2 separate regions of the Mus musculus genome follow, and region 1 is linked to region 2. The links are chromatin loops, found by intact Hi-C in ENCODE. Cell type or tissue: left cerebral cortex. All regions are shown on one strand. Links, peaks and the distances in the headings refer to the core of each region. The heading gives the core; the rest is flanking DNA.

Region 1 (2,907 bases), core at 226-2,725, 260 kb after region 2:
CATTTAGGGTGACCAACTGCCTTGAGCTGCCTAGAATTGACAGCCTTTCTGGGCACACATGCACTCTAGTGTTAAAACTCATATTAGAGCATGCACACTTCAAGTGCTCTATACGCACAATCACTGTGCAGTCCAGGGAAGCATGGGGCAAACCAGTCTGCACAGATGGACCTTCAAGACACACCTAAGAGACATGGGAAATCACAGGGGAAGAGTCAGACGCAGGTGAAATCTACCACCCAAGTCAACGAACCAGAGCCGGGACACAGGGCTATCCAGTGACATCCCCCGGGCCTAAGATAAAAATGCCAGGAAGGAGCAAAGGTGAGCCTAGAGGCTGGGAAGACTGTAGTGGGAGACCCCAAGGAAAATGCTAACAGGAATGGCCCTTCATGAAGGGGAGGCCGTCGGGGAATAGAGAAAATAGGTAACAACATGTAAAACAAAGCACCCAAAAGTTAACTGCGTAGTTTAGGCATGAGCAGGAAAAAGAAAGAAAGAAAGAGAGAGAGAGAGAGAGAGAGAGAGAGAGAGAGAGAGAGAGATAGATAGATAGATAGATAGATCTAGATTTATAATGTTTCAGCTGGAGAACATGACCGGAGGTTGACTGAAAGAAAGGGGACAGGGTGAAAGGTGGTATGGGGGAGGGGCCCGGGCGCTGGGCGGTGAAGAAGGCTATGTAGGACACGAATTCACATCAGATAAGCACCAGCAACAGGCAGCAAATGAACTGCACAGAGTTTCCACCCGTGTCAGGCATTGCTCCGTGACTGATCCGGCTCACTAACGGTCACTGGCGAAAAGCGTCCCTCCCACTTTTCACGCTGGGGAGACTTGAGCCACAACTCCGCTCACAGGCCGCCGGGGCGCGAGTCCCGGAGGGCCTCCCTCCGAGTGCCCGGCGGGCCTACCTGTGCAATGGTGGCAGGTCCTGCGTGTCGCTGGCCGGGTCGGGTGTGTTGGGGATGACTCCTAGAATGGTGCTCTGCAACGACGTGCCCTTGAGCAAGCGGCTCCGCACCAGCTGCAAGTTGCGGGCCGTGTCCACACTTGTGCGCATAGTGGAGCCAGGCAGCAACACACTCTCGTGGGTCAACAGCAGCGGAAGGCGGCTGGGGATCTGGATGGGGCTCACGGAGGACATGGCCACTGGTCGTCAACACCAGAGGTGTCAGGAGGACTCCCAAGTACGAACTCTACACTTCCTTCGCCGAACGCACCGCAGCCGTCACTCGACGGCCCGCCCCCAGGCCTGAGTGCCGCCGCTTCCGGCACCGCCCCTTCCCCAGGCTCCGGTCCCCAGGCCTGCCGCCGCTTCCGGCCCCGCCCCTTCTCCAGGCTCCCAGACTTCTGCCCGGACGCTTCGGACTCGCCCCCGGGCCATGTGCTGCTGTTTCCGGGCCCGCCCACAACCCTTCCGGAGGCCGCAGCGGCTAAGCCTTCCGGTCTGTCACTCTCCCCCCCCCCCCCCCCCCAAAGCTAAAGCGTAGCGGCTTCTGGCTCCGCCCCTAGACCCAAACCCCTCAATTTCTGGCTGCATCCCCAGGCTGGTCCCTACATTAAACACCTCCGCTCCCCGCTAGCCCAGAGATACCCAATTTCTGTCGCTTCGCTCAGCCCTTCTCTCTGAACCAGTGATGCCAGACGACAAGCAAACCTGGTGCACAGACAGCATGAACAGTGCCTGCATTTAAATTCGGAAGGAATGTTGAGAAGGACGGTGTGCACTAGACATTTTTAAACCTTTTTATTGAATAGATTTTATATTTTAACAAGTATCCTATACCTCTCACTCGGTTTTCCCTATTATGTTGCATAACCATGGTTCACATAACCCAGGAAATTAGTATTACCATTACCTAATCCATAGACCTTCTCCCAAGCTGGTGGGTTTTACTATCGTCCTTAATTTTTCACTTTGTTTATCTCCTGGATCTCTTAAGTCTGTGATATTGCTTCCATCTTTGCTTTATTTTATTAGTATTTTAAACAGATACTTTTAAAAAAGGGGCATTCAATTATTTGTAGAAGGTCACAATTTGGATGATAGATTCTAGGTTGTGGTCTGAGTCACTGAGGTCTAGAGGGAGGGTGAACTGGTAGGTGATGATCTTGGTTGTGACACACTCATCAAGTATGCATTGTGTAGATATCTTGAGATAGACTTTGGGAGTAATATAAAGAAAAAATATATACAATAACTTACCTTTTTATTAAGAGTCTTATCTGGAGAGTAGAGGACTTATACTCTGAGATTCCTGGTGTCTTTTTAAAAATGGTACTTGGGATTGGACCAAGGGCTCTGAACATGGTAGGTATTTTATGAGGAAACTATGACCATCTTAAAAACCTTGGGGCATATTTTTTAAAAAAACTTTATTTATTTTTATCATGCATACATATCCTAAAAGCAACAAGTGTTTTGTGTGCATACTAATGTCTGGACTTATTTTTGTTTAATAAATTAATTTTTTGATTTTATTATTTTCTTGGTCTCCTAGGACAGGGTCTTAACTGAGTCACACATATGGCCAAAGAAAAAGAGTCATTCCAGGATGATATATGGCCTTGCAGGCAGCCAAGAGGTCTAGCCTCTTGTAGACTGAACCCCAAACAGCTGTGCAGAACCATGTAATTGTCACACAAAAGTTGTTTTTAGAGTAAAACAGGAACTTCATACCAAAACCCAGGTCTAATCTGTGTGTTTCTTGAAGGAGCACCAAAACCTTGCAACTTCAATTCTTACTGTCTACTGTTTGCTGTACCCGACTATGCAAGCTGTTTCATGTTTGTCAGGGCCTTCTTGTGACTAAACTCACTGTTTTCTACAGTGATTTTTTTTTTTGGTAAGGTCTAAGTAATTCCAGAAAATAATTACTTCATTCTGATGTTTACCCTAGATAC
Region 2 (2,907 bases), core at 109-2,608:
TGTTCGGGGTGGGCTTGGCCGTGCTCGGCGCCCTCGGGGCGGAGGAGCCGCTGCCCGCGCGTATCTGGCTGCAACTCCGCGGCGCGCAGGAGGCGGTGCACAGCGCCAAGGTGAGTCCGGCCTGGCTCGCACGGGCCGCGCGCGGGGCGCTCGGAGCGGGTCCGTCCTGGGAGCCTCGGGGTCCCTGTTTGTAAAGGGCGCTGCGAAAGCATCTCCCTGACTGGTCCCTCGCGAAGTGCGCAGAACGCAGAGCCATCAGGCCCCGGAGCACGCGCGCTGAGCGGGCTCGCGCTCCCTCCGTCCGCTGGTCCCTTGGATGTGCGCAAGGCTCGATGCTCCTGGTTGGTCTTCACCCTCCAGGCCGCCACTCCAGGGCTTCTAAACCCTTTGGGAATCTTAGGCCTGAACCTCTAGGAAATCAGGAAGGGAACGCATGTAATGACCAGACGCTTCAGAGGTAGAATATTTGGTAGCTGCGTTAAAAATATTATTCCTGTAGTGTTGGTGTTCTACGATTAAATGATGGTTGTTACACTTCTGACATTCCGCCGAGTACCACAAAAGGAATACGCAGGCTTTAAAAATCCGGCGAATACGTTTTGATAGGGCTTGTTCCTTCTATTAAATGAACAACTGGAGAAACTGAAACTAAGCGGTGACTCACCTTGTGTATAATCAGTATTTCAGATTCAGCACCGCCATCAGCCCCTCCCCCTTGTCAGAAAACAGCAAAATTTGACCGCGGAGGCGCTTATGCCTCTAAAATCTCATTGAGTCAGTGAAATAGCCAGGTTAGTCGACAGGTTGCCAGGAGAACGGGCAATTTAATTGCTTCTATGCAAGAGAGTCCTCCAAGCCGTGGGTGGGAGAAGGCTGAAGGTGTATTGTATAGCATCTTAAGCTCCCGGGGAGGAGTAGGAAGTTGAGGAATAAGGTATTGTTTCCTCTTTGGTGTTTCGAGGGTCAGATCTGGGAACTTAGGAGAATGCCCCTCTCTGCCCCTCTTGGTTTGAAGTCACCAATGTCTTAAAGCCCCCTGTTTGGAGCTTCCTGAACATCTTCTACCCACCTTTTCCCAAACTCTTCCACCTATCAGGCACCAGAATTTGTTTCTAGAAACCACATGGGCGATGTTTTGTTTTTGTTTTTTTAAAGATTTATTTATTTATGTATGTGAGTACACTGTAGCTGTCTTCAGACACACCAGATGAAGTTGTCAGATGCCTTTATAGATGGTTGTGAGCCACCATATGGGTGCTGGGAATTGAACTCAGGATCTCTGGAAGAGCAGTCAGTGCTTTAAACCGCTGAGCCATCTCTCCAGCCCCAGCGATGCTTGTTAAACAGTTCAGCTCTGGGGAGACTTTCTTTTTCTATCCTACATCACAAATTTCACATTACTCTTTAAGAGGTTGTAGCTCCAGGTGTCGATTTAATTTAAAAAAAGAAATGTTTACCATGTGTAGGCTGTAAGGTGCTTATTTGTGTGATTCTTGACAGTGTGGGGGTTGAACCTGTTGGTGTTGGACCAAGTTGGTTCCCCTGTGCTTAGCTCCTTGCGCCGCCCACTCTCTTACTACCCAGAGCTAAAACATGCCTGAGGCTTGTCACTTTTAAGTGTCCACCAGGCACTCACCCCTCTCCTCTCCCTGGCCTTCGCCTTGGTTAAGACCTTTGCTTCTGCTGGAGTCCCTTCCAGCTTGGCTGCTTCTCATTCCCTGCCTCTGGGCTCCTGGTTCACTCTCTATTCAAAGTCAGCCTTCTTCAAAAACTCCTTCTTGCACCCTGGAACCTGGTAGGGACTTCCTGTCAGTCTGAACTCTCGGAACTGTGTGAGACAAGCTTGCTGTGGTGACTGGCTGGCCTTGGATCACTGGTCCTTCTGCCCCTAGGTTACAGGCATCTTGTTTATAATGGCTCTGGTAGCCGCTCTCTTAGACTTTCACAGCAGGCTACTCTCTCCTGTCCTGGCTGTGTTTTGGACCCTTCCTGCTGCCGCTTTTTTTGAGGACACCCCAGAGGTGGAAGATGCTTCCCTCGGTTTACAGGAAAGCCATGCCTCCACCAGTCCTTCCACCCCGGTTCTCTCTGTCTGTCAGTGCCACAAAGCTTGACACAGCTGATGGGAAGGGTGTGACGTATGGTGTATTGGTAATAGTAATGTCACCTGCCAGCTTATCTTAATCTTAACATGTATTACTCATAATGTAACCTTCCCGCCTAAAAGAAATCCCTTTTCCTTTCCCTTGAGATTTATGGTAGGAGTTGACTGCAACACTCACCGGCAGTTTGTTTTACTTTTTACTTTTTACTTTTTTTTTTTTTTTTTTTTTTTTGAGGAAAAGAAAACTATTAACTTGGTGTAAGTAGAAATGTCACTGAAGGGAAAATACAGCAAAGAAAAGTTTAGCCAGGTGGTCATGGTGGAACTTACCATAGTCCCAGAACTCTGGAGGCCAAGGCATGAAGGTGGTGGTGTGAGGCCAGCCTAGGCGACACAGAGGAACCCAGCCTCACAAGCCAAAGTTTTTCTTCTTGGAAGTGCAGGGGACCAAGGCCAGAGCCTTGTACCTGCTAGGTAGACGCTTCTGTGGAGCTGCACCCCCAGCCCGGCACATGTTGCGCTTGCCTCTTTAACCTCTCATAAAATAAGGGAACGAGGGCCCAGCTCAGTGGTAGAGTGCTTTGAAACTTCAATCCTGGTGCCAAAAAAGAAAACGGGAGTGTGTGCTGCTGCTGGTGGGGTAACTGCCCTGGCTCTCAGAATCCAGTTTTCTGTTACAGCTGTGAGAATGGCCTGTGAATCAGCCAAGCCTCCAGTAATCAGAGGGAGGCAGTGGGAGCTACTGTGAGAGCGATAATGCCTGCGGAGGTTGGAGAGAGGCACCGACCGCCCAGTGTTATGTG

Evidence for each region. Peaks named below come from ENCODE experiments on the same cell type or tissue, not always from the same donor. Only the 100,000 strongest peaks of a DNase experiment are listed, where the experiment ranks them.
Region 1: it touches region 2 in a loop (9-fold over the local background); 7 of 42 quality-filtered maps call a loop at or near these places.

The regions. Positions count from the first base shown.
Region 1 is chr8:86,622,424-86,625,330 of GRCm38, reverse strand. Lonp2 (lon peptidase 2, peroxisomal) reads right to left here and starts at 1,288. Exons shown (of 15, transcript NM_025827.3): 1 at 915-1,288. The coding sequence starts at 1,147. In left cerebral cortex, for the core only: no CTCF peak of the experiment used is centred there; a DNase peak (open chromatin) is centred at 1,344; H3K4me3 peaks cover 1,887 bases; H3K27ac peaks cover 1,217 bases.
Region 2 is chr8:86,882,025-86,884,931 of GRCm38, reverse strand. It overlaps N4bp1 (NEDD4 binding protein 1), which reads left to right. Exons shown (of 7, transcript NM_030563.2): 1 at 1-110. Among named protein-coding and RNA genes, the nearest start is that of N4bp1, 1.8 kb to the left of the region's middle. In left cerebral cortex, for the core only: no CTCF peak of the experiment used is centred there; DNase peaks (open chromatin) are centred at 157, 694 and 1,554; H3K4me3 peaks cover 1,813 bases; H3K27ac peaks cover 779 bases.